Regions from separate parts of the Homo sapiens genome. Here region 1 is linked to region 2. The links are chromatin loops, found by intact Hi-C in ENCODE. Cell type or tissue: heart right ventricle. All regions are shown on one strand. Links, peaks and the distances in the headings refer to the core of each region. The heading gives the core; the rest is flanking DNA.

The links. A loop is a pair of places that touch in the nucleus more often than their neighbours do. Peaks named below come from ENCODE experiments on the same cell type or tissue, not always from the same donor. Only the 100,000 strongest peaks of a DNase experiment are listed, where the experiment ranks them.
Region 1: a loop joins it to region 2, with 2.1 times the contacts of the local background. A loop is called at or near these places in 2 of 110 quality-filtered maps.

The regions. Positions count from the first base shown.
Region 1 is chr2:179,099,307-179,112,121 of GRCh38, reverse strand. It overlaps SESTD1 (SEC14 and spectrin domain containing 1), which reads left to right. Exons shown (of 18, transcript NM_178123.5): 18 at 2,094-10,444. The coding sequence ends at 2,223. Among named protein-coding and RNA genes, the nearest start is that of CCDC141, 56 kb to the right of the region's middle. RefSeq lists silencers at 4,114-4,314, 5,394-5,594. In heart right ventricle, for the core only: no CTCF peak of the experiment used is centred there; a DNase peak (open chromatin) is centred at 5,364; H3K27ac peaks cover 425 bases.
Region 2 is chr2:178,929,870-178,942,684 of GRCh38, reverse strand. The region is part of intron 6 of CCDC141 (coiled-coil domain containing 141); the gene reads left to right. Among named protein-coding and RNA genes, the nearest start is that of CCDC141, 110 kb to the left of the region's middle. In heart right ventricle, for the core only: no CTCF peak of the experiment used is centred there; no DNase peak of the experiment used is centred there.

The DNA of each region.
Region 1 (12,815 bases), core at 2,019-10,018, 170 kb before region 2:
GGGGTCCTGATTATCTTACACCTTTCCATTTCAAATAGTGATAAAAATATGAAATAATCTGATGCAAAATAAATGGATCAGGAAAAGAATCAGGAAGAGCTTCAGCCGGGCGTGGTGGCTCACGCCTGTAATCCCAGCAGTTTGGGAGGCCAAAGCGGGCGGATCACAAGGTCAGGAGATGGAGACCATCCTGGCTAACACGGTGAAAACCCATCTCTACTAAAAAGACAAAAAATTAGCTGGGCGTGGTGGCGGGTGCCTGTAGTCCCAGCTACTCGGGAGGCTGAGGCAGGAAAATGGCATGAACCTGGGAGGCGGAGCTTGCAGTGAGCCGAGATCACGCCACTGCGCTCCAGCCTGGGTGACAGAGCAAGACTCCGTCTCAAAAAAAAAAAAAAAAAAGAATCAGGAGGAGCTTCATCCCTGGTGATTTAGACCTGATTCTTACTGAAAATAATTTAGAGATAATCCAGAGGATATTTAATTCAAATGATAGAGTAACCAAACCAGTAAATAAAAATACAAGTACCTTTAACGTTGTGGTATAGTGTGATGAGTCTGTGCACTCTGGAGCCAGAGGTCTCAGCTCTACCACTTACTCACTGTAACACCTTGGGCAAGCCACTTAACCTTTGTGCCTCAATTCCCTCATCTAAAAACTGCCATGTAACACTCATACCTTCCTCAGGTTATGGGGGTGTGGGAATTACCTGAGCTAAATAAGTATAAAGTACTTAAAACAGATCTGACACATAATAAGCACTGCTACTACTGTGCCATGATCTTCCAGTGATTATTTGGGATTGATATTGAAAAGATGGCATTTTATTCCCTTGAAATAATATTATTCATAGTCTATACTTACGTTATCTCAAGCCCCACCTAAACTTGAACAATCAGAGGTAGCCTAAAGTCACCTAAAGTTGTATTACACATCTGCAATAAAAGACAACAAAATTCAGCTAGTAGCAGAATTACAGGCGTGCTTCTGGTTGTTCCATTCCAGGATCCCTTACCCTCCCTGATTCCTACATTTCACAGCCAGTTGTCACACAGTCAGTCTCCTGTTCTACCCATGTCAGCCTAGGAACACCTCTCCCTGGTATGCTTGCTTCAGCTTCTCGTCTGTGTTTCACAGATAGTCCATGTGTCATTTCCTCATCCATCCTTTTAAGATAAAAGAATGTTAGTACTATATATTCAAAGTTCACACCCACCTTTAATATTTTGGAATTGCTGTTTTATTCCACTTTATATTCATATTAAAACTTATGTATATCTCTTTTAGGTATTTTGCTGAATTAAATATTTCCCAAAGTTGTGTGTAGTGTTTTCCATAATTATTAATATAATGGTAATCTGTTTATGCCATGTATAGTTTGTTTGACAGGTTAGACAGATTTCTCTTTTATACCTTCTCCTGGTAAAATAAAAGAGATTGATGGTCTCTCTGGATTCACTGCTCAAAGACCTAGGTTCAAATTCTGGTTTTTCCCTGGGTGACCTTGCTTACATCATTTAACTTGCTAGGCTCCACTTTTCTGATCTGAAAAATAAAGAGATTAACCTGATAATTTCTAAGAAATCTTCCAGCTCTAAAAATATTCTGTGATTCTGAATACAGTATCTTTGAGAGTAGAATAAAATTAATAATTTTATCTGTTAATGTACCAAAAAATGTCATAACATTAAAAAGAATATTTATTTTGCTTGCCAGCTCTATAGACAAGTGGTGTCCCCAGCCGGTAGCACTCAAGTACCTGTATAAATTTTATGTTTGTGCATCCTTCTGGACCCACATATTTCCAGTGTTTCATTGTTCAATTTGTTGCTATTATCATAACTACACATGATATAACCTTTATACCATCAATATATTTTTCTCATCATGTCTTAATGTATTTTATGCCATTTTAAAAAATGTTTTTCCTGCTGAATTTCCTGCTCAAACAGTATGATCACCGATGAACTGATATTTACACATAGGCTATCTCATGTAGATTTTTTATGGTAAATTTTTGCTTCTATTTGTATTCACTGCAGTTAATAGATTTGTATTAATCTGAGGTTTTTCTGTGTGTTTTGATTTTTAGAACCGAACAATATTTTGGGAGTCCAAGTGACATGGCTTCTACTGCAGAAAACATCAGAGACAGGATGAAACTAGTTAATCTCAAAAGGCAGCAGCTGAGACATCCTGAAATGGTGACCACAGAGAGCTAATAGCTACCAGCTACCTACAGATTTGCAGTTCATAATCCCGCATGTTGTCAACATACTACAGCATTAGCCACCACACCTTAAGATGCATTTCACAGCCAAAATAAGTCTCATTTCTTTTCATGACACATTTCTCTTTACATGTTAACACCTTGCTACTACCAAGGCATAATTACTTAACATGCTTCGAGGCTGTAGATTCCAAGTATCTTAAAAGAAGGAACTATAAACATTGCACTGAAAACTTGCTTTAAAGCTTTACCTGACCTGTCAGTTTGTAGACAAACAACTGATAATAAGCTTTGAATGGTGCTAATAAGAGTAGGAATTCTCTCTATTAAAAAGAAAAAAAAAAGTTGCCCTTCCTCCACAGGTGATTTAGTAAATTTAGACAGTAGTTAAACTCTTGTTAGTAGACAGTGGTGTCCTCAAAATTTTACTTTGTAATTCTTCAGAATTGATTATTTTTATTGTGTCAATACAGAGAAAGCCTTTCAGATCTTTGATATATCATAGTCATTAAAAGACCTTTTCCTATTTGTATTGATAATGTATTAAAAGTTGTTTGTGCTTAATAAAAGACTTCTTTAAACATCTTATTTAATTTAGTAGTTACATCCTATTTCCAAACATGAGTGCCTTATTTAAAAGGGCATTCTTAGGACTGTGAGGATGGTTTAATATTTGTTTTTTCATGGTGGTTGCATGTATTTTAGACAGGAAATACATATGTAAGCATGTGTATATAATAAATAAGCATGTTTTATCATGAAAAATTATTGTGAACAATTTAGATCTTTAAGAACTTATTAATAATGGAATACTATTTCTAATTTTTCTCTTTTTCAACTTGAAAAATATTCTCAAAATTATTAACTACCCTGAAGATACTTTGTCTTTAGGGGAGGAGGGCTGAGGAAGAAGGCATACATAATTACTTCAGTGTAATCCTTTATATCAGAGTAATCTTTCAGGAACTAAAATAGCAATTGTTAATAAAATTTAGTTTCTCATTATAGTCTAAAAGCAAAATAAATTCTGAAGTAGTCCAATAACAGAACTGTATGACCCCTTTAGAAATAAAATTTATCATGAAATGCTAGTTCTTTTAAGTTTGTATTAAGTTTAAATGGTAAAATGCATATAATTTAAATTTTATGTATTTTTATTTCAGAACATTTTTTAAAATATTAAAAATTATTTTTTAGTCTTGTAGTCATTACAAAATTATAAACGAGTTGTATACTGGTTCCTTTTTGAGGTCTACAAACATGCTCGTGTATCTTCCAATGCAAAAAAAAAACCCCTCCCTTTTAACCTGCTAGTTTTTCCAGCCTTCTTCACTGACTGACAGACTTCTTGGAGAAATCCACATCCAGTGCCCCTACATCCTCATCACTCACTACTCAGCACCTTGCAGTCTGGTTTTACACAGCACTCTACTGAAACTGTTCTTTTGAAAGTCAGCAATGGCCTCCCAGTTACCAAACTGAATGGTTTTTTTCTCCGTCTGAATCCCTTACCCTTTTCTCTGCAACATTTACACCATTGAGCAACCTTTCCTAGACAGTGTCTCCTTCCTTGAAGATGCTATCCTCTGAAATAACTGTGAGTACAGTCGCATAACCCTAATTTAAGATGTGCCTGCTGAACATGTGCTCTCTCAGATCCTGTCCTCAGAATGCTTTTGGCTCTTTTCTCGGTATCTCATCCTTAGAGTTTTTATTTTATACCAATGTTCTGGATTACATACCTGGTCCAGAAATCTAGACTTGTACTTCTTTTTAATTGCCTAGTTGACATTTCAACCTTGATTAAAGATTGACAATATTTATCACCTTTTCCTCCTGGAACAATTTAGGTTAATGGTGCAGCCTTTTTTCCTAGTCAAACATGCCAGGAAGTTCAGGGCAAAGTTCAACTGCTCCCTCTTGTCTTATGTGGTCACTGCTTCTGAGAACATCCAGGAAGTTCTTTCTATACTTGAATCATCTTCTCAGTCCTTTGGGGCTTTACTGCTATGAGTATGAACTTTTGTGATTATTTATTTCAGTCTTCATGATGGTGCTATCACATTCTACAGTTGTTTATGTCTGTACCCAGTAAGCTCTTTTGAGGGAAGGAATCTTGTCTTCTCCTATTCCCAGTCTTGCTCATGCATAACAGATGCCCATTCCTCCTAAATATGAATGCTGTATTATAGGCATTAGTAATAATCCCTGTTACATTGCAGTCTGAAGTATGTTTTAAACATACTTTTTTAAAGTTAGAACTGACTTACAAGTGAATCTATTCTTAGATTCTTAGATACTAACTACTTTAGATATTTAGTTATACTCAATAACTAAATATCAATACTCAATATCTGTTTCTTCTGAATTTCAGAGTAGTTAGAATGTTTTTCTTAAGACTTTGCTAGAAAGGAACTGGTTTGTTAGTAATTCTGCCATCAACTCATGGAGTTATAATTGCCAAATGAGTTAATTTTTATATACCTTAAGCTATCTTGCCTACAAAAAGTAAAATAAGGCAGGATTCATAAATGTTACTTGTAAATTGAGTGTTTCACATGAGGCCAAGTATGATTTTAACATAATGAATATCATTGCTCCTCATCTGTAAATTTGCTGCTGCTTTCATATGTGTATCTGTACATAGAGTTATGAATGAAAATCCAGTAATGCCCTAAAGCAACTTTCTTCCATAGGGTCAAAGCTCACTTAAGGTAAACGTGTGAAAAAAGTGACTGCAGTGTGTTTGAAACCACAAGCTGTTTCTATGTCATAAATTAACATCAGCTTGCAAGTCTCTGAAAGAACCACTCATTTGTAATTGGTATATATGTCACAACCTCCCACATTCCTTTAGCCCATCTCAGGGAATTATTGAAACGCTGGCAGGGTTAGTTTCATTTTGTTTTGGTTTTTTTGGGTTTTTTTGTTTGTTTGAGGATTTTTTTTTTCTTTTATCATTTGTTTGCTCCTGTGTAAGCTTAATATATAATGGCAGTTTGGCATCTGTTCTTCGCACATGTCTAACCCAGCAGAGTTATGCAAAAATGATGACTTCATTTTAGGTCAAATTGGCTTTGTTCCCAGTCCTCATTGTTGGTCACTTTGTTCAGTTCTGGTGACTCATTGGTGATGTTGATGAAACTGCTCAGCCTGCCAGCTGGGATATTGATGGCAGGTCTAGGCTTCATTGTTAGGTAGAAGATTGAATACTTCTCACTTTATACAAATTTACATTGGCTATTGCTCCCATGTGTTAGCTAGTCTTAACATGTTTGTTATTTCGTTATCTTATTAGCTGACATACGGAGTGGTATTATTAGTGTCGTACTCCTTAGCGTGAGCATGACAATTAAGTTACCTTACTAACAGTGATGAGTAAACCATACTCTGATCTAAACCCATTGTTACCAATGATGTGATTATGAAGTTAGCTGAATCTATGGTCTACATTTGAAGAAATAGTTCAGAATTCTCTACTACATTGTAAGTTACTTGCTAATAGAGATTGGGCATTATTATGTACTACTCCCCTTCTCACATCCTACCCAAAGTACACAAGGCCGTAGTAAAATACTGTTGCTACTAAAAACTAAACATACTGTGGTTGCTAATGTCCTTTACATCTTCAGCCTATAGGGAATGGTACAGGCAGAAACAAGCACCATTAAGTATATTATCATCAGTAGTGAGATCTGTATGATTAGGATATCTTTGCTTAAGCCCCCAAAGGAAAAATTCTCTAGCATTAAAAACATGGCTGGAACATAGCTAAGCAGTTAACCTAATTAGTAGACTTATTGTTAACGTTCAGTCCTAAAAATGAAAAGCTTCAGTTGGGAGTAGAAAATATACTATGCTGGTATATAGAGCAACAAATACCCTGATGAGATAAAATGAAGTAGAAACTTACCATTTGACATTATTTGACTTTCATACATGCTACTGAAAAGTCTAGGTTTAGCTAAGAAGCATAAATAATGGCAGTACTTGTAGAGGAAAGAACATACCAGCTAAAACAAGAACTGTAATGAATATAATGGAAAGTGTTTGGAGCTTGAATACTTGGCTTCAAAAATCTGGCTTTGCCATTTACTGTTAAAAAAATATCTGAGAATTTATCTCAGGCTGTAAAACAGAGAAGTCATACCAATTTCAAGAATAAAATATGATATAAAGAATTGTTGAAGCCAAAATATCCAGAAATAAACAGAATGGAAGGTATCATTGCTATAATTATCTTTTCAGAATAAAAAATAGAGTATTCTTTATCCTTTCTGTTGTCTCACATGACAAGCATGGGATGGTGAGGAAATGGCATATTGCCTATGTTCGCCGCCCCACCCCCTTAGTTCCACCACCCCTTCACCGTCACCCCCAGTTCACTAGTGTATCAGAATGCATCTTCAGAATTACACACTGAAGATACAAAAGGTCCAGTTGGTAAGCTCATCAGTAAATAACAAGGCTTTGAAATCTGACAAATTAGCTATTTTTGTAGGAAGATAATAGAACAGCAAGATGGAAGACAAGTGATGAGTATCATCTGTTTTGAGGTTGACAAGGTGTGACATAACCCTGTTAATAGACACAAGTAAAAGAAAATCATACTAGGATTGGATATTAGTGAGCGAGCACCGACCAGTAGAAACAACAACAGCATAAATCTGTTATTTAAGTATCCCAATAATGAGGTTAAAAAAAAAAAAAAAACAGAACAAAGCATGAAAAGACCACAATTAGTGCTGGCTATGCTTAGAGAGGAGCAGTCTCTTGGTAAACTCAGGCAGTGATGATGAACAGAAAATGGCCGACTGATACTGTAATAGAGGCATAGAACTAAGGACACTCCGTGAGCTGGCATAAATACAGGGGAGTCTTTAAGACTGAAAAAAGTTCATGGGTATGACACTTAATATGACTCAACATTACTGCAGAATTTTAAAGCAAACATGAAAGCTTGAGAATAAACACTAGTCCCTCTACTTCAAGAAAAAGCAGAACCTGTACTAGAACATGAAGAACTTAGAGATCAAAAGACAGCCAGAACTATGATGAAATATTTTGAAAGCAGTGGGCACATTTTTAAAGATTTTTTTTGGAGAACTTTATGAGGCTGTATGTATAATTCCTATATGTAATTTTATAGGAATTCTTAACTGAAAGTAGTTATCAACTGCTACTTATCAGGAGCAGTGTTATTAGGGATTTTAAGTTAGGCATGTAGAAAACTTTCTGACAAAAGGGCTATTGAACTCCAGCCAGTTCCCAGTGAATCTCCAGGAGGCACCTTAGAAGTCTTCACAAGCTGAATACCATGTCTTTAGGGTGTCCAAATGCTTCTGTCTTGGGGGAGAGATGAGAGATGACTGGGTGCCTTTCCACTCAGAACACAGTAGACCACTCACTATTTATGACCAAGCCTCACTTCTTTTCTATTACAGTTACAGATTCTTTTTTAGTCTGGAAGTTAGGGTAAATAAAATTTGTATGTTTGATTTTTCTCTTAGGAATGTTTTCTCATCTTAACTCTTATGTTATCTTTATGGCCAACAGATTTGCTCAGAATATATCATCAAAATATATGTATTGTATTTTGTAAAGGTGAAAGGATCGAAATACCACTTTGACAGTTATAAACCAGAGTAGATTTGAGAACTGATTGCTCACATCACACTTACGAATAGTCTCAGAAGCCTTTAAGAGAAACTTACTTCTCAATGGACACTTAGAAGAATTTGATGATCTTACTGTCATAAAATCAGTAATGAAATTCTCAGCAAAACTATTTGGTAAACATTGCACCCTGTATTTTTACCCAACATCTTGTTATGAAAATTATCAAATACATTAAAAAGTTAAAATAATTTTATAGTGTACTCACTACCTAGATGCTAATTAGCATTACCTATGCTTGCTTTGTCACATATCCATTCATCATTTCATATTATTATTTGATGCATTTTAAATTGCATATCATTAACTAGAGTTCATTGTTGGCTTTTTTACATAAAATTAGCATGCAATGAAGTGCATAGAAATATGTGTTCACTGAGGTTTGGCAAATGCATATAGTGCTATGGAAATAGGAAACGTTATCACCACCCTAGAAAGTTTCCACACTGCCCTTTCCAGTCAATTCCTGTCCCTACTTGACCCTCAAAGGCAACCACTGTTCCTTTTTCTACCATAAGATTTTTCTGTTCTAAAACTTTATATAAATAGAGTCACGCAACATGTACGCTTTTCTACAAGGCTTCATTTTTTTATTGCTGTTCTTTTTTATTGCTGAGTAGTATTCCACTGTATGACAATATTACAGTTTGTTTTCTTAATTTCCTATTATTGATAGATACCTGGGCTGTTTCCAGGATTGGCCATTATAAATAAAGCTGCTATGACCATTCTTACGTAAGTCTTTGTGAACATAGGTTTTCATTTCTTTGCAGTAAATTCCTTGGATTAGAATTGCTGGGTCACAGGGTAGTTTTAAAAGAAACTGCCATACCTTTTTCCAGTTCAGTTTTATTGTGCCCTGTATTTTGTATTTTGATGTGCATAAAGGTGTAAACTATTTTTATGATCCATATTGAAGTATTAGAAGAAGTGAGTTTGGAATAACAATGGCATTGTTCATGGTCAAGGATGACAATTGGAACTATCTGAGGAAAGCAAAGACCTGTCTGCCCCAGACAGCTCCTCAAGGGGTTCCTATGCCTGAAACTTTAGCAATATTTCACTCCTTGAAAGGTTAAAGCCCAACCATGGTGATATGTTAGCTAGAAGAAACAGCACTGGTTTGTTTATGTTACTAACTTTCACCACCCGTTTTCAGTAGGTAAAGTAAGACTGATCATTGAACAGAAAAGGTTATTTCTGTGATGAGGTTGAGGGGGTAGTGGAAAGCATGTATTGCTAGTAAGCCCCAGGTACAGCTATGTGAGAGAGAGTCACCTGGACAGGGAAGTCCCCCAAATGGTGGCCAGAAGAGCAGAAAACGGGGTGGGAAAAATTCTACCTCACAGTTTTGCATAGGGGATAGCTATGCTTTTACGGGACATTTTAGCGTTTAAAAATATTTTCAATATTGTCTCTTTATTCAATACCACCCAGCTGTAGTTTTTTCACACTCTGATGACTCTCTTATCCACTCTTTTACCTCTCCCAGCTGTTCTATTACATACAGCATTCACCTGTATTAGTCTATAGAATTATAATCATCTGTGTGTTTCTAATGCTCATTTTCAAAAATATGTATGGTTTATTCGATTTTTCCTATTAAAATTTTAAGGGCTGGGAAATTTGGCTTCTACTGTAAATCCTTATAATGTTCCACACATTGTAAATATGCAATAAAAATGTTAACAACTATAATGGCAGCAGGTTTTGGTATGTATTTCTTTGATATATTGTCACTTTGGACAATAAGTTTGATTTCTGTTAATAAAAGTTGTTCATAAAATCTAGGGAGAATTAAGTCACACTGGTCTCTATAAGATAATCTGATGAATTCTGCATCTTTGAATCAATTTGAGTTATTTTTTGTAAAGGTTTAAATTGTTTCTAACAGTGTTACCTAAAACCTTTCATTAAATCAAAAATGTAACTTGTATATTCTGAAATAACCTGGAGTCTTAGAAGACAGAGGCTTCTGCTTCCCTCTCCCGTGACCCCAACAATCCCTTCCCACAGGCTTGGCACAGAAGTTCAGTGCTTTCTCTACGTCTCATGTTGTCAGAAATAGGTTCTCACCATAATAGACAGTGGTGAAATTTCCATTGTTCCTACTGAGAAGTCCATTTTTAAGGCATCAAAGGTGAATGTGTATTTAGGGATGGAGGAGGCATATTACAACAAAGCTGTATTTAAAATAACACAATCATATCATGCTATAAACAATAGCAGTTCCAGAATGGCTACTAAGGATTTTGGACTGCCAGACTTTGGAAATTGGCAAGCCTTATACCTTGTCCAATGAAGTTAAGTACATTTGAGTGACAGTTCAACATACAAGCAAAAAAATATATAGAAGACATTGTACATTTGTTATTAATGGACATGTTTACTTTACATGTTAGAGTATCCATCCATCTCTAGGTTTTCCATTAGATGCTTCATTGTATCCACAAACCTGTTTCAAACCATTGAAGTGATCTTACCATTGTGTTTGTTCAAAATAAAATTGGGAGAAAATGTGAATGAGTCAATATCAACACTTGACATTCCTGTCTTTTTAATACATTTTATTCTTTTGTTTAGAAAATTTTCAGAATCGGAAAATCAGCTCTACTAATTGTCTACACATACACAAATACTAATAGTTGCATCCATCTGGGAGTCCTGTATTGATGGCAGTATCAGGCTTTCCTAGAATCTTCTGTTAGAACTGGGAACATATTTTCCCATAAAAAAATGATTAAAATGCAATTAGTCCTCTTCTTCAACTATATTATGGGTTATGCAAGCTACTGTAAGATGACCTAGAAATCTAGCATTAATTATATTACTGTATAAGTTAACAACTGACCTACCAATATATTTTTAGGATATATCCCACTCATTAGTTGGAAGCCACTCTTGTTCTAAGAAAATGTTTAGAACTCATAGACCATAAAGATGGTACTTAGGACATGAACATAGATTAAGTTTTGAAGGAGGACTATAGTTGCATTGTAGCCATGTAGTTAGAACTAGAATATGTGTTCTATACCAGTGGTTATCAAATATGAGTGTGCCTACAAATCAACTGGAAGTGTTACTAAAATGCAGATTCTGATTCAGTAAATCTGGGGTAGGACCAAAAGTTTTGCATTTTCAACAAGTTTCTAGCTGCTGCTGCTGCTGCCAGTCTGCAGACCACACTTCTGACTGCAAGATTCTAGAATACCTTTTATAAAAACTTCAATATATAAACTTTTCAGAGACAATGTCTGATCATCCTGCAAATTACCTAATTTCTCTAATTTGAATAGAAGAATACAGAGATGGCATTTTGGGAATTATATACTTATAGGGACTAGAGAAACCAAACATGTTTATGAAATTAACACGTTCTGAAAGATTAGCACATCCAATCTATGGTAAATTTTAGCAAATTCAAAACAGAGTGAAGCCTGAACTGTCATTTTCCAGCATCTCATCACTAAGGGAAGGTTGTTTTCAACTGGAAATAACTAATTCCTTTATGCTTTATTATTTAAATTTCTGTTTAAGAATAATGTGTAGTTATTATTTTTAAAGTACTCTAGTAAATAGAGAAAAATATAAAAAGTGAAAACTGCCCATTATTTATCAGTGCTGAGAACATAGTTAATATTTGATACATTTCCTTTGTATTTAACCTAACGAGTATGCTAGCATTCAACTTTATTTCCTGCTTTTTACAGCTATTATATCATAAAAAAATTATTAAACTTTTTTCCAGTTTAAGTCAATAGCTGTGTAATAGTCAATAATATGTAAATACCATGATTTAACTATTAAACTATTAGGTGAAACATTTAGTTTCTTTCTCTTTCTTTCTTAACGGTACTATAAGTAATGCTGCAATGAACATCCTTGCTCTTAACTTTTTGACAGCATCTCTCCTTGGGATTGATTCCTGAAAGTAGAAATATTGGATTGGAATGTATGCATATTTTGAGGCTTTTAATAGATATGGCCAAATTGCTTTCCAGAAGGTTAGGTAGATGTATGTGTCTGTTAACAGTTAGGGTGCCTGATAGACTGGATTAAGAAAATGTGGCACATATACACCATGGAATACTATGCAGCCATAAAAAATGATGAGTTCATGTCCTTTGTAGGGACATGGATGAAATTGGAAATCATCATTCTCAGTAAACTATCGCAAGGACAAAAAACCAAACACCGCATGTTCTCACTCATAGATGGGAATTGAACAATGAGAACACATGGACACAGGAAGGGGAACATCACACTCTGGGGACTGTTGTGGGGTGGGGGGAGGTGGGAGGGATAGCATTAGGAGATATACCTAATGCTAAATGACAAGTTAATGAGTGCAGCACACCAGCATGGCACATGTATACATATGTAACTAACCGGCACATTGTGCTCATGTACCCTAAAACTTAAAGTATAATAATAATAAGAAGCTCACACACACAAAAAAAAAAACAGGGTGCCTGTCTCATGGCACTATTTCCAGCATGAAGTGGTGTTCTTTTTAAAGTCTTTACAAATCTTTGAGAAAACCAGTTCACTGTACATTTCTTTAACCACCAGTGAGGCTGAAACAAATTTAATGATTTATTATTATCCATTGTGTTTCCCTTCTGGTGACTTGTCTGTTACTATTTTTGCATACTTTTCCTTTGGAGTTAGCTTTTTTTCTTATTTGTTTGAAGAGTTTTTTTTTAAATAAGGCTAATAATCCATCATATTTGAACAAGTATTTTTCCTAGTTTGTTATTTATTCTATCTTTATGAAGTTTGGTGATGTTATGCTCATATTTATGGTGAAATTTATTTACAGACCTTGATATTTTTATATTGCCTTAATGACTAGAAAATCTTTCCTCAGCTTAAATTTTATTTCTCCTGTGCAGTTTTTTTTTACTC
Region 2 (12,815 bases), core at 2,969-10,968:
GCATTGACACATCATTATTACCCAAAGTTCATTGCTTATATTAGGGTTCACTCTTGGTGTTGTACATTCTATGGGTTTGGACAAATGTATGATGATATGTATTGAATGATTGAACATCATTGAATTATACAGATTATTCTTGCTGCCCTAAAACTCCTCTGCGCTCTGCCTGTTCATTCCTTTCCACACCCCCAACTCCTGACAACCACTGATCTTTTTACTGTCTTCATAGTTTTGCCTTTTCCAGAATGTCATGTAGTTAGAATCGTACAGTATGTAGGCTTTCAGATTGGTGTTTTTCACTTAGTAATATGTATTTAAGTTTATCTATATCTTTTCATGGCTTGATAGCTCATTCGTGTTTAGAAATAAATAATATTCTAGACAAGCCTGCATGACATAGGGAGATTCCATCTCTACAAAACATTTAAACGATTAGCCAGGTGTGTTGCATGCTACTCAGCTATTCAGGAGGCTGAGGTGGGAGGATGGTTTGAGCCTGGGAGGTTCCAGACAAGTATATGCACTTCCTTTAGGGTCCTGAACTACTCTGCATCTTGTGCAGAAGCTGAGTATTGCCCCATGTACTCAAGTAGTTTTCAAGCCAAACTGTTTTTGAAAAGTGAGGCATAGAAACCTATTTCTCTACAGCATCCCTGAGAGTAAATTTCTTTTCTTTTCCCTTTTTTTTTTTTTTTTTTTTTTTTTTTTTTTTTTTTTTTTTTTGAGATGGGATCTCTCTCTGTCACTCAGGCTGGAGCACAGTGGTGCAATCATACTCACCGCAGCCTCGAAATCCTGGGCTCAAGCGATTCTCCCACCTCAGCCTCCCGAGCACCTGGGACTGCAGCTGCACACCCCCATACCTGGCAAATTTTGTTTTTATTTTTTTTTTGTAGAGACGGGGTCTTGCTATGTTTCTCAGGCTGGTTATGAACTCCTGGCCTCAAGTGATCCTCCCACCTCAGCCTTCTAAAGTGCTGGGATTACAGGCATGAACTCTCATACCTGGCAAATTTATTTTCTAAAGGGGGAGGTTCGTTTATTTATTGGGATTTCTTTTTTTATTTATTTATGTGAAGCATTCTTTCCAATGTAAGATTTTCCTTCCAAACTATGGGTTGAGCTATAGAGCCATCAATCTTAAATCCATCTTTAATTACAAATTACAAAAATGTTGACTAATTATTTAGACTGATTCAGTCAAATGAAGATGAATGCTCACATATAACTTGTAGATACAAAAAGGTTCTAAAGATACTTGCCATGAATTTCAGACACTAGATAATTCACTGGCAAGATAACTGGCTATTAAGACTTCAGGAGTCTCCGAATCATATGGGGTTAGAGAGACCCCCATCAGTGTATATGCACAAGGGGGAGTGGTGCTTTATTCTGGGGTGATCCAGGACAGCTTTCTGGAAGGATGGGGTTTGAACAGATGGATGGAATATGAGTTGTTGGTTAGGAGGGGGTGGTCAAACCAGAATATGGCAGAATAAGGCAAACAGCAATCAGACCAGGCTGTCTATGATGAGAGTTAAAGTCCTCATAATGTGTAAGCCAGAGAAGAGAGGCTAAGGAGAGTTGTCTTAGAGGCAATAGACTTATCCACAGCCATTCTGTAGGAAAGAAATAATAATCCATGGTCATGACAGAAAAATAGACTTCCACAGGTTGGGAAATAGAAGAGATTCCTGAAGCAACGAGAGGTAGGCCTAGATGACCTCAAAACTTTCTTTAATTTTCAAATCCTGTAAAGGAGATAGGATGTACATTTCAGTATCAATTATGCTTGTTATATTGAAAGCAAGATGAGTGTAGAAAACACCTTTCCAGAGCTGGTTGAAAGGAGTAAGTCTGGGCGGGGGAAGTAGCAGTATTTTTTTAAAGTAGACAGTATCTTACCTTGGTATTCCCAGCACATTGGACAGTGCCTGATATGAAAAGGACATTTGATTAATGTCTGTGTAGTAAGTCTTTTACGTTGTGAAGAAGAAGCATCCTTTTAGGTTTTTTTGTGATTCCCTTGTGACTTTAGATAATCACTTAACCTCCTTTTATCTATCTATCCACCCAATATCTTTAAAAACATTTTTTTAGCCCTCAGAGTAGAGTTACACTTCCCTTTTGGTTTACCTTATTGTCTTCCCCTTTATTCTCTCTATCCCTCACATTCTCATTCTCACAGGGACCTACTCTAATGGGCTCAACATATGTCTTTAGACATAGTCCTATTTCTAAAATACAGAGTTACGTGTTTCCATTTGCATAAATAGAATGAAGCCATAGATCTCATATTGTTTTTTGCCATAACACTGTTTGCATCTAGTTTATACAGTTCTTTGTGTTCTTCAGTATGCTAATTTCTAGTTGCAATGTAAATTTGGAAAGTTGTATTACGTAGATGATGTTCTACTTCTATCCTTCCTAACTTATCACTGCCTCCCCCCATTTCTTTATTCTTTCCTAATCTCTGATCTTATAGAGCACTCATTCTTTCTTCTGCTGTACTCCTTCTGCCATTCAGCCCTCCTGCCAAGTTCTTCACTTCAGCTATTACATTTTTCATGCCCAGTTGCTGACATTGATTCTTCTTCATAAATGGTTTTCTGTTTTACCTATCTAATGTATTTCCTCATATCTTAAGATATTCTTTTTAACATATTAAATTTTTGGTCTGTCCAGTGCATTAATTCTGCTTCTTCTGTATTTCAGTGTTGCTTGTGGTCAACAGATGTTGTTTATCCCTGTGAATTAATGTTCCATTGGGATATCAGTAACTTTGGTATAGTGGGGATATGAAAGCCAGTGCTTTAATTTACCCCTTGTGGGTGAGTTGGGGAGATACCCCTAAGTGCAGTTGACTTCTTTTGCTACAATTAGGATTCAACCATTCCCATTTGTCCCCCAACACCCCCCCTCCACCACACACACAAAAGAGTATACCCCTTGGACGACCTCCCAGTGATTAGATTCTGGACCTTACTTTTATCCATGACCTATTTCTCTGGGTGGTATTCTACCCACCTCACATGGTGGAGAGTTGGTGTGGACACATGAAGAAACAAATCAGGTTGCCTACCTCTCTAATATCAACTATCCATCTGATTAGATTTCCATGGGATCCTGTTTTTTCTCTCTTACTGGTACTGGACTGAGGGTACTATTTTCTATCCAAAAAAGGTAGAAAGTGAGCAATGACCAGGGAGGTAAGGAGAGAAAGCATCACACCTAAAAAGTTCTCCCCTGGCATATCTCCTGACTATGGCATCCAACCTTATTGTATGTAGACAGCCATGTGCCCTGAGACTCAACCACCTTTTGTCTCCCACAGAAAAGTTCTGTGATCTATAAAACCTTACTTTTCACTTTACAGAAAGAACCAGCTATATAATTTGTGAGGCCCAGTGCAAAATAAAATTATGGAAGGTTTTCTTAAAATATTATTGAGAATTTCAGTATGGGGACAGCATGGGCCCCTTTTAAACGTAAGGCTCTGTGTGATTGCACAGGTCAGTTGACCATGAAGCCAGTCCTATATACAGGGTTAGGATTTCTGGAAAGACCTAGCAGCCTTTGCTGGATACACATTTTCCTTAGCCACTTTATTAGCCTCTTCTCACTTGAATTAGCAGGCTTTCTAAAACAAACCGAACCAAAAGAAAAAAAACCATGCAGATTAGATTAGAGAAAAGGGAATTATAATGACCAAATGTTTATAGTTCTATATTCTTTGTCTTCCCTTACTCCAGAACAGAATACGTTCTGGGAGCAATGCAATATCTAGAAGTTGACTATAAGGCTATACTTGGTTGCATCTACATGGAGAAAAACAGGTTTAAACCCCTGCTATGTCATTCACTACATAATGAATGACATACCTTGGATACATTACATCCCTGCGAGCCCCACTTTCCTCACTTGTAAGATAGAGCCTTGAAAATTCAATTAGAAAATATTTGTGACAATAATAGTGGGAGACTTCAAAACTCTACTAACAGTATTAGACAGATAATCAAGGCAGAAAATTAACAAAGATATTTAATATCTGAACTCAACATTGGACCAAATGGATATATTAGACATCTACAGAACCTTTTATCCCAAAACAACAGAATGTACATTATTCTCATCACCACATGGCACATACTCTAAAATTGACCGCATAATTGGACATAAAACAATCCTCAGCAAATGGAAAAGAACTGAAATCATACCAAACACACTCTCAGACCACAGCACAATGAAAATAGAGTCAAGACAAGGAGAATCACTTAAGACCATGCAATTACATGAAAATTAAACAACATGCTCCTGAGTGACTTTTGGGTAATTAGTGAAATTAAAGCAAAAATCAAAAAGTTCTTTGGAACTAATGAGAACAAAGATACAACATACTAGAATCTCTGGGACACAGCTAAGGCAGTGTGAAGAGGGAAATTCATAGAACTAAATGCCCAACATTTAGTGTTCTCCCCTAAATGTCTTTCTAACATCAAGAAGTTAGAATGATCTCAAACTAACAACCTATCATTGCAACAGAAAGAATTAGAGAAGCAAGAACAAATCAACCCTAAAGCTAGCAAAAGACAAGAAGTAACCCAAATCAGAGCTAAACTGAAAGAAATGAAGACATGAAAAAACATTCAAAAGATCAATGAATCCAGAAGTTGGTTTCTTGAAAAACTTAATAAGGTAGATTGGCTGCTAGCTAGAGTAATAAAGGAGAAAAGAGAGAAGATCCAAATAAACATCATTAGAAATAATGAAGGGAATGTTACCACTGACCCCATAGAAATAAAAATAACCATCAGAAACTACAACGAACACCTCTATACAGACCTAAAAGAGATGGATAAATTCTAGACACATATACCTCCCAAGACTGAATCATGAAGAAATTGATTCTCAGAACAGACCAATAACGAGCTCCAAAATTGAACAAATAATAAACAGCCTATCAACAAAAAAAATGCCTAAGACCAGATGGATTCATAGCCAAATTCCACCAGAGGTACAAAGAAGAGCTGGAACCATTCCTACAAAAACTATTCCCAAAAATTGAGGAGGAAGGACTCCTCCCCAACTCATTCTATGAGGCCCAAACCCGGCAGAGACACAACAAAAAATGAAAACCAGGCCAATATCCTTGATGAATATTGATGCAGAAGTCCGCAACAAAACACTTACAAAACCAAATTGAACAGCACATCAAAAAGCTATTCCACCACGATCAAGTAGGCTCCATCCCTGGGATACAAGGTTGGTTCAACATATGCAAATCAATAAATGTGATTCATCACATAAACAGAACTAAAGACAAAAACTACATGATTTTCTCAATAGATGTGGAAGAGGCTTTCAATAAAATTAAGCACTCCTTCATTTTAAAAATCTTCAATAAACTAGATACTGAAGGAACATACCTCCAAATAATAAGAGCCATCTATGACAAACCCACAGCCAACATTATACTGAATGGGCAAATGCTGGAAGCCTTTCCCTTGAAAACTGGCATAAGACAAGGATGCCCTCTTTCACCACTCTTATTCAACATAGTATTGGAAATCCTAGCCAGCACAATCAGGCAAGAGAAAGAAATAAAGTGCATCCAAATAGGAAGAGAGGAAGTCAAACTCTCTCTTTTTGCAGATGACATGATTCTATATCTAGAAAACCCCATAGTCTCGGTCAAAAGCTCCTTCAGCTGATAACTTCAGCAAAGTTTCAGGATACAAAATCAATGTACAGAAATAATTAGCATTCCTATACACCAACAACAGCCAAGCCAAGACACAAATCAGAAAGGCAATCCCATTCACAGTTGCTGCAAAACAAATTAAATTCCTAGGAATACAGCTAACCAGGGAGGTGAAAGATCTCTACAATGAGAATTAGGGAACACTGCCCAAAGAATTCACAGAAGACACAAACAAATGGAAACACATTCCATACTCATGGATAGGAAGAATGAATATCATTAAAATGGCCATACTTCACAAAGCAATTTACAGATTCAATGCTATTCTTGTCAAAATACCAATGACATTCTTCACAGACCTAGAAAAACCTATTTTAAAATTCATATAAGATCAAAAAGAGCCCAAATAGCCAAGGCAATCCTAAACAAAAAGAACAAAGCTGGAGGCATTATGTTACCAAAGTTCAAACTATACTACAGGGCTACAGTAACCAAAACAGCATGGAACTAGTACAAAAACAAGCACATAGACCAATGAAACAGAATAGGGAATCCAGAAATAAGGCCGCAAACCTATGACCACCTGATCTTCAAAAAAGCTGACAAAAACAAGTGATAGGGTAAAGACTCCCTATTCAATAAATGCTGGAATAATTGACTAGCCACATGCAGAAGATTAAAGGTGAACCCTTCCTTACACCATATGCAAAAATCAACTCAAGATGGGTTGATTAAGGACTTAAATGTAAAACCCAAAACTATAAAAACCCTGGAAGACAACTTAGGCAATATCATCCTAGACATAGGAATAGGCAAAGAGTTCATGACAAACACACCAAAAACAATTGCAACAAAGCAAAAATTGACAAGTGGGATCTCATTAAACTAAAGAGCTTCTGCAAAGCAAAAGAAACTATCAACAGAGTAAACAGACAACCTACAGAATGGGAGAAAATATTTATAAACTATGCATCTGACAAAGGCCTAATAGCCAGCATATATAAGGAACTTAAACAAATGTACAAGAGAAAAACAAACAACTCCATTAAAAAGTGGATAAAGGACATGAACAGACACTTCTCAAAAGAAGACATACATGTAGCCCACAAACATGAAAAAAAAGCTCAATATCACTGATTATTAGAGAAATACAAATAAAAACCACAATGAGATACCATCTCACACCAGTCTGAATGGCAAAGTCAAAAAATAACAGATGTTGGTGAAGTTGCAGAGCAAAGGGAACACTTATACACCATTGATAGGAGTGTGTAAATCACAGTATGGAGACTCCTTAAAGCTAAAAGCAGAACTACCATTCAACCCAGCAATCCCATTACTGGGCATATACCCAGAGGAATATAAATCATTCTACCATAAAGACACATGCATGTGAATGTTCACTGTAGCACTATTCACAACAGGGAAGACATAAAATGATCCTAAATGCCCATCAATGACAGATTGAATAAAGAAAATGTGGTACATATACACCATGGAATACTATGCAGCCATAAAAAAGAATGAGATCATGTCCTTTGCAGGAACATGGATGGAGCTGGAGGCTATTATCCTTAGCAAACTAATGCAGGAACAGAAAACAAAATACTGCATGTTTTCACATATAAGTGAGAGTCAAATCATGAGCACTTATGAACACAAAGAAGAAAACAATCGACACTGGGGTCTTCTTGAGGGTGGAGGATGGGGGAAGGAAGAGGAGCAGAAAAGATAACTATTGGGGACTGGGCTTAATACCTGGGTGATGAAATAATCTGTACAACAAACCCCGTGACAGGAGTTTACCTATGTAACAAACCTTCACTGTATCCCTGAACATAAAATAAAAGTTAAAAAAAAGAAAATGTTTGTGAAAGTATCCACATTTTAGTAGCGACTCCAAAAATATTGTTTTGTTTCCTTTCCCATCCATAGTGTAAACTTCCAAATAGTTTTTATCTGTGGTTTTTCAACAATCTAATTTCTTGTTCATGGAAAAGAAATTCAATTTTATGTGTCCTTAAATAGTAAGCAGCATATTACATTTTGGACTTTTGTTTGGGTGTGGATATGAGGCACAGAATAGGAAATGTTCCTTTCAAAGAAGATTTAACATAGAAATAAGGCATCAAGCTGAGGATTCATTAGTGAAGCTCCTATAAATAATGTGGTAACACAGAGAAAGCAGGTGTTCTCTGCTACCCACAGCTCAATTCAACAGCAGGAAGCTGGTGTATATGGCTTGTTAGTCTACTCAGTAAGTTCTTTCTAAGTAAACTTTGAAAATGCCTCTATCATTTCTTACTGGAATACATTCAGAACAAGAAACACAGCAACTTTCATAGCTCTTAATAAATGTGATACTTTATTCAGGATGTGTTGAAATAAATGAACTAAAGGATTTTTAAATACGACCTTTGACTCTGGGTAATTGTTTTAATTATACTTTCTTTACCGAATATGAAAATTCTTTTTTCTTTTGCATATATAAGAGACAATGAAATAGCAGACATGGATGATTATAAACCATCCTTTGGTTTAAAACCTTAAATACTCTTAAATTGTATTATAAATCAACTTGATGCCCCAAAGCTTGAATTCAACCTTTGAAACTCAGAATTTGTTGTAGGAGGTATTAAAATACTATGCAAACAAATACTTGCTAATTATTTTTTTTGAGAAGGCATAATCAGTCCTTCTCTTACACATCAGAAATAATGTTCGTATAATAGAACTCCCTTCAGGAACCAATCTGTACTTCTATAGCTTCAACCCTTGGTTAAGTTCAGGCCCTCTGTAGTTGGTGCCATGGGGAATGTGTGGGTTAGTGTTTCTCAACTCTGGCTGCACACTGGAGTCACCTGGGGGGTGTTGAAAAAAATACTGATGTCTGCATCTCATTCCTAGAGATTCTATGTAGGTTTTGGTGGGCATCCAGCCTAAAAAAAAATGTCAATCTTAAAATGTTGGAGTTTCTGTTAAAAAAGAAATCTAGATTTCCTGTTTCTTTAAAAAAACTAGAAGATTTGGCATTATCAGACTCATCTTCCCACATAGACATAGTGACTCCTGGCTGGAGCCCAGTAATACGTTTCTTTTAGAAAAGGTATGCACACATCAGTCTGCCACAGTCCTTAGTTTGCCACTATTCCTCATGACCTACCCCTCCTCTTACCCTTGCTTCACTCATTCACATTATGTGCCTGGCTGCTGTAAGCATTTGGATTTGAGACCAGATGGGCAATGAAATATCATCCAAGCAAAGTATAGCTTCAACTGATTTGCATTTTAGGAGATTACCTTGGAAACAATGTGAATGACAGTAATGGGAGGGAGACAGAAGACAGAAAATCACTTAAGAAACTACTGCGGTTTGAATGGGAGTGACTTTAGGAAAGGCATGATCTCTTTCGAGATGGAGGTTATTAATCTCCATCTTTAAGGCTTAAAGGAAACTTATAGCCTTGTTATTCAAGGTGTGACTCCCATAGAACAACAGCAACATCAGAGAGTTGTTAGAGATTAAGAATCTCAAATCCACCCATCACACTTATTGAATGAGACTGTGTTTTAACAAATTCCCCAAGAGGATTTGTATTCATGCTAAAATTTAAGAGGCACCAACTTAGACATTTTGCCCATGTGTTTCATGTATGTACATGTCCCTCTTAATTTTTATAGATGACTTCTTATATTGTTGTCTTATATTATGACATATATTGTTCATGAAGTTCTTGATTAATAATAATTTTTAAAGTTATGGGAGAGAAGCAAAACTGAAAATTGTGTATAGAAACATCATCTTAAATGTTTTAATATAGCAGCATTCACGTATCTCAGCCTCAAGATTAAAACCATCTTCCACAATTCATCATCTAATCCGATTTTCCAAGTCATTGAAAATATTTTCTAGTTGTTACTGAGTGATTTCATAAATTGGATTTGTGATCTTGGCCCCAAGTTCCTTCAAATAATATTATTTGGAGATCTTCAGAAAATACCAGTGCTTAGGTCCCACAGAAACTATAGTCAAAGGAAAGAGCTCAGTTTAAAGTTAAAAAATATTTATAAATATAGGATAAGGAAGTAAAGCAGAATCTCCCACAAGCTTATTTAAGTAATTTAAATGCATAATTGTCATCAGTAGAGCCAATGCAAGAAAGTCTCTTTCAAAATATGTTTATTGTTTTATTTTTCTGATTACACAGTACCTTCTCATTTTAGAAAAAATAGAAATGACATAAAACTAAACAAAAGAAAATTAAAATCACACCGTATGTGGGTGTATATGGAAATAGGAAAGAAATATAAAACAATTACATATGAGTGTTCCAAAATTGTGTATTGTGTGCACATATACACTATATGTGTGTATGTATACACAAAAAATTGTATGTGTTGTTTTTCAATGATTTTTTTCCAATTAACATTATATCATAAGCATTTCCTCATTTTAACACATATTTTAAATGTGTTTTCTAAGGATTACATGTTACCAAACCGTGTAGATATACATTATTTGAAGTGGCAACATATAGCATCTTAGACTACTTAGCAGAGAGTGAATGGGACACTCCCAGGCAGTATACAGCATGGCAGCCCTCAGGCAAGGGAATTGGAGTTAAATTTGAGCATCTCTGCTTACTTCTGATATAATCTTGGGCAAATTTCTTATGTATTTGGGCCTAGGTTCCAGTCCCTTTTTGTGAAAGGGGTAACAATTGTACCTAATTTACAGAGTTTGTTGTGAAGATTAAACGTGGTTGTATATAACAGTTTTGTGTGCATGTGTGTGTGTTTTTTTGTTTTTGTTTTTGTTTTTTGAGACTGCGTCTCACTCTGTCACCTAGGCTGGAGTGCAGTGGCACAATCATGGCTTATTCAGGCTCTGCCTCCTAGGTTCAAGCAATTCTCTTGCCTCAGCCTCTTGAGTAGCTGGGATTACAAGCATGCATAACCATGCCCCAGCTAATTTTTAGTAGAGACGGGGTTTCATCATGTTGGCCAGGCTGGTCTCGAACTCCTCACCTCAAGTGAACTGCCCTCCTCAGCCTCCCAAAGTGCAGGGATTACACGCGTGAGTCACCATATCTGGCCATATATAACAGTTCTTAGCACAATGCCTCACACAACAGAAACACAACATAATATGGGCTTTAAGAAAAAATGGTAAAGTAAATATTACATAAAATTTATCATTAGTGACATTTAGTAAATTCACAGTATTGTGTAACTATCATGGCTACCTAGTTCAGAATATTTTCATAACTCCAAAAAGAAACACCACACTCATTAAGCAGTCAATCTTCATTCCTCTCTCCCCTCGGCCCCTGACAACCACTAATCTGCTTTCTGTGTCCATGTATTTACCTATTCTGGAAATACCATTAAATAAAATAATATTTAATGGCTTTTTGTGTCTGAATTCTTTCACTTTGCATGTTTTTCAGGTCTATCCATGTTGCAGCATGTATTAAAACTTCCTTTTTATGGCTGAATAATATTCCATTGTATGGATATACCACCTTTCATTTAGCCATTCCTCAGTTGATAGGCATTTGGGTTGTTTTCACCTTTTTCTAGTGTTAATAGTGCTGCTATGAACATTCATGTATATGGGTTTTTTTTGAATACCTCTTTTCAATTCTTTTGGGTAATACCTAGGAGTAGAATTGCTAGACCATGTGGTATTTCTGTACTTAACTTACAAGAAGTTACTATGCTATTTTTCCATAGCAGCTGCTCTGTTTTATATTTCTACCAGAAAGGTAGAAGATTCCAATTTCTCTACATCCTCTTCAGCACTTGTTATTTTTCATTTTGTTTGATTTTTATAGTCGTCATAGTCTGCATGAAGTGCTAGTTCATTGTGATTCTTACTTGCATTTCCCTAATAACTAATGATGTTGCAGATCTTTTCATTTACTGGCTGACCATTTGTATATCTTCTGTGAAAAAATGTCTATTCAAGCCCTTTGACCAAAATGTTCTTTGATAAGTAAAAGTTTTAATTTTGATAAAGTTTTATTTATCTATCTTAAATTTTTTGCTATGTTTTTGGTGTCATATCTAAGAAACCATCATCAAATCCAAAATTATGAAAATTTATCCCTTATGTTTTCTTCTAAGAATTTGATGGCTTTAGTGTATGTATTTAGATCTTTGTTCCATTTTGAGTTAAATTTTGTGTATGGTGTGAGGTAAGGGTCTAACTTCATTAGTTTGCATGTGGATATTCAATTGTCCCTGCACAATTTGTTGGAAAAAAATATTCTTTCTCTGTTGAAGGACTTTGGCACACTCACTGAAAATTAATTGACCACAGATGTGTGGGTTTATTTCTGGACTCTTCTATTCTGTAAATCTATATGTCTATCTTCATGCCAGTTTGACACACTGCTTTGATTACTGTAGGATTGTAGTAAGTTTTAAAATCTGGAAGTATAAGTTCTCTAATTTTCTTCTTATTTATCATGATTGTTTTGGCTATTCAGGGTCCTTTCCAATTCCACATTAATATTAGGATCAGCATTTCCATTTCTTCAAAAAAGGCCAGTGAGATTCTGATAGGGATTGCATTGTATCCCTACAGTACTTTGGGGAGTATTGCCATCTTAACAACATTAAGTTCTCCAATTCATGATCATGTGATATCTTGCCATTTATTTAGGTTTTTCATTTTTTAACAATGTTTTGTAATTTTCCTTGTATAAGTTTTCCATCTCCTTGATTAAATTTATTCCTAGGTATTTTACTTTTTTTGATGCTACCATGAATGAAATCATTTTCTTAATTTCCTTTTCAGGTTGTTCAATGCTATTCTATAGAAACACAAGTGATTTTTTTTTAACGTTGATTTTATACTCTCCAACTTTACTGATTTAATTTATTTGCTTTAATTTTTAAAAATTATTCCTTAGGGTTTTCTGCATGTACGATCATATCATCTGCAAGTTTCCCCTTCTATATTCTTTGTTCACTTGTGTTTTGCTCATCTGTCTAGTTGTAAAAAGCTGCTACTTCAGTGTATTCTAGACCAGAGCTTCTCAAACTACAGTGTACTCATGAATTACCCATATATTTTAAAGGCAGATTCTGATTCATCAGCTTT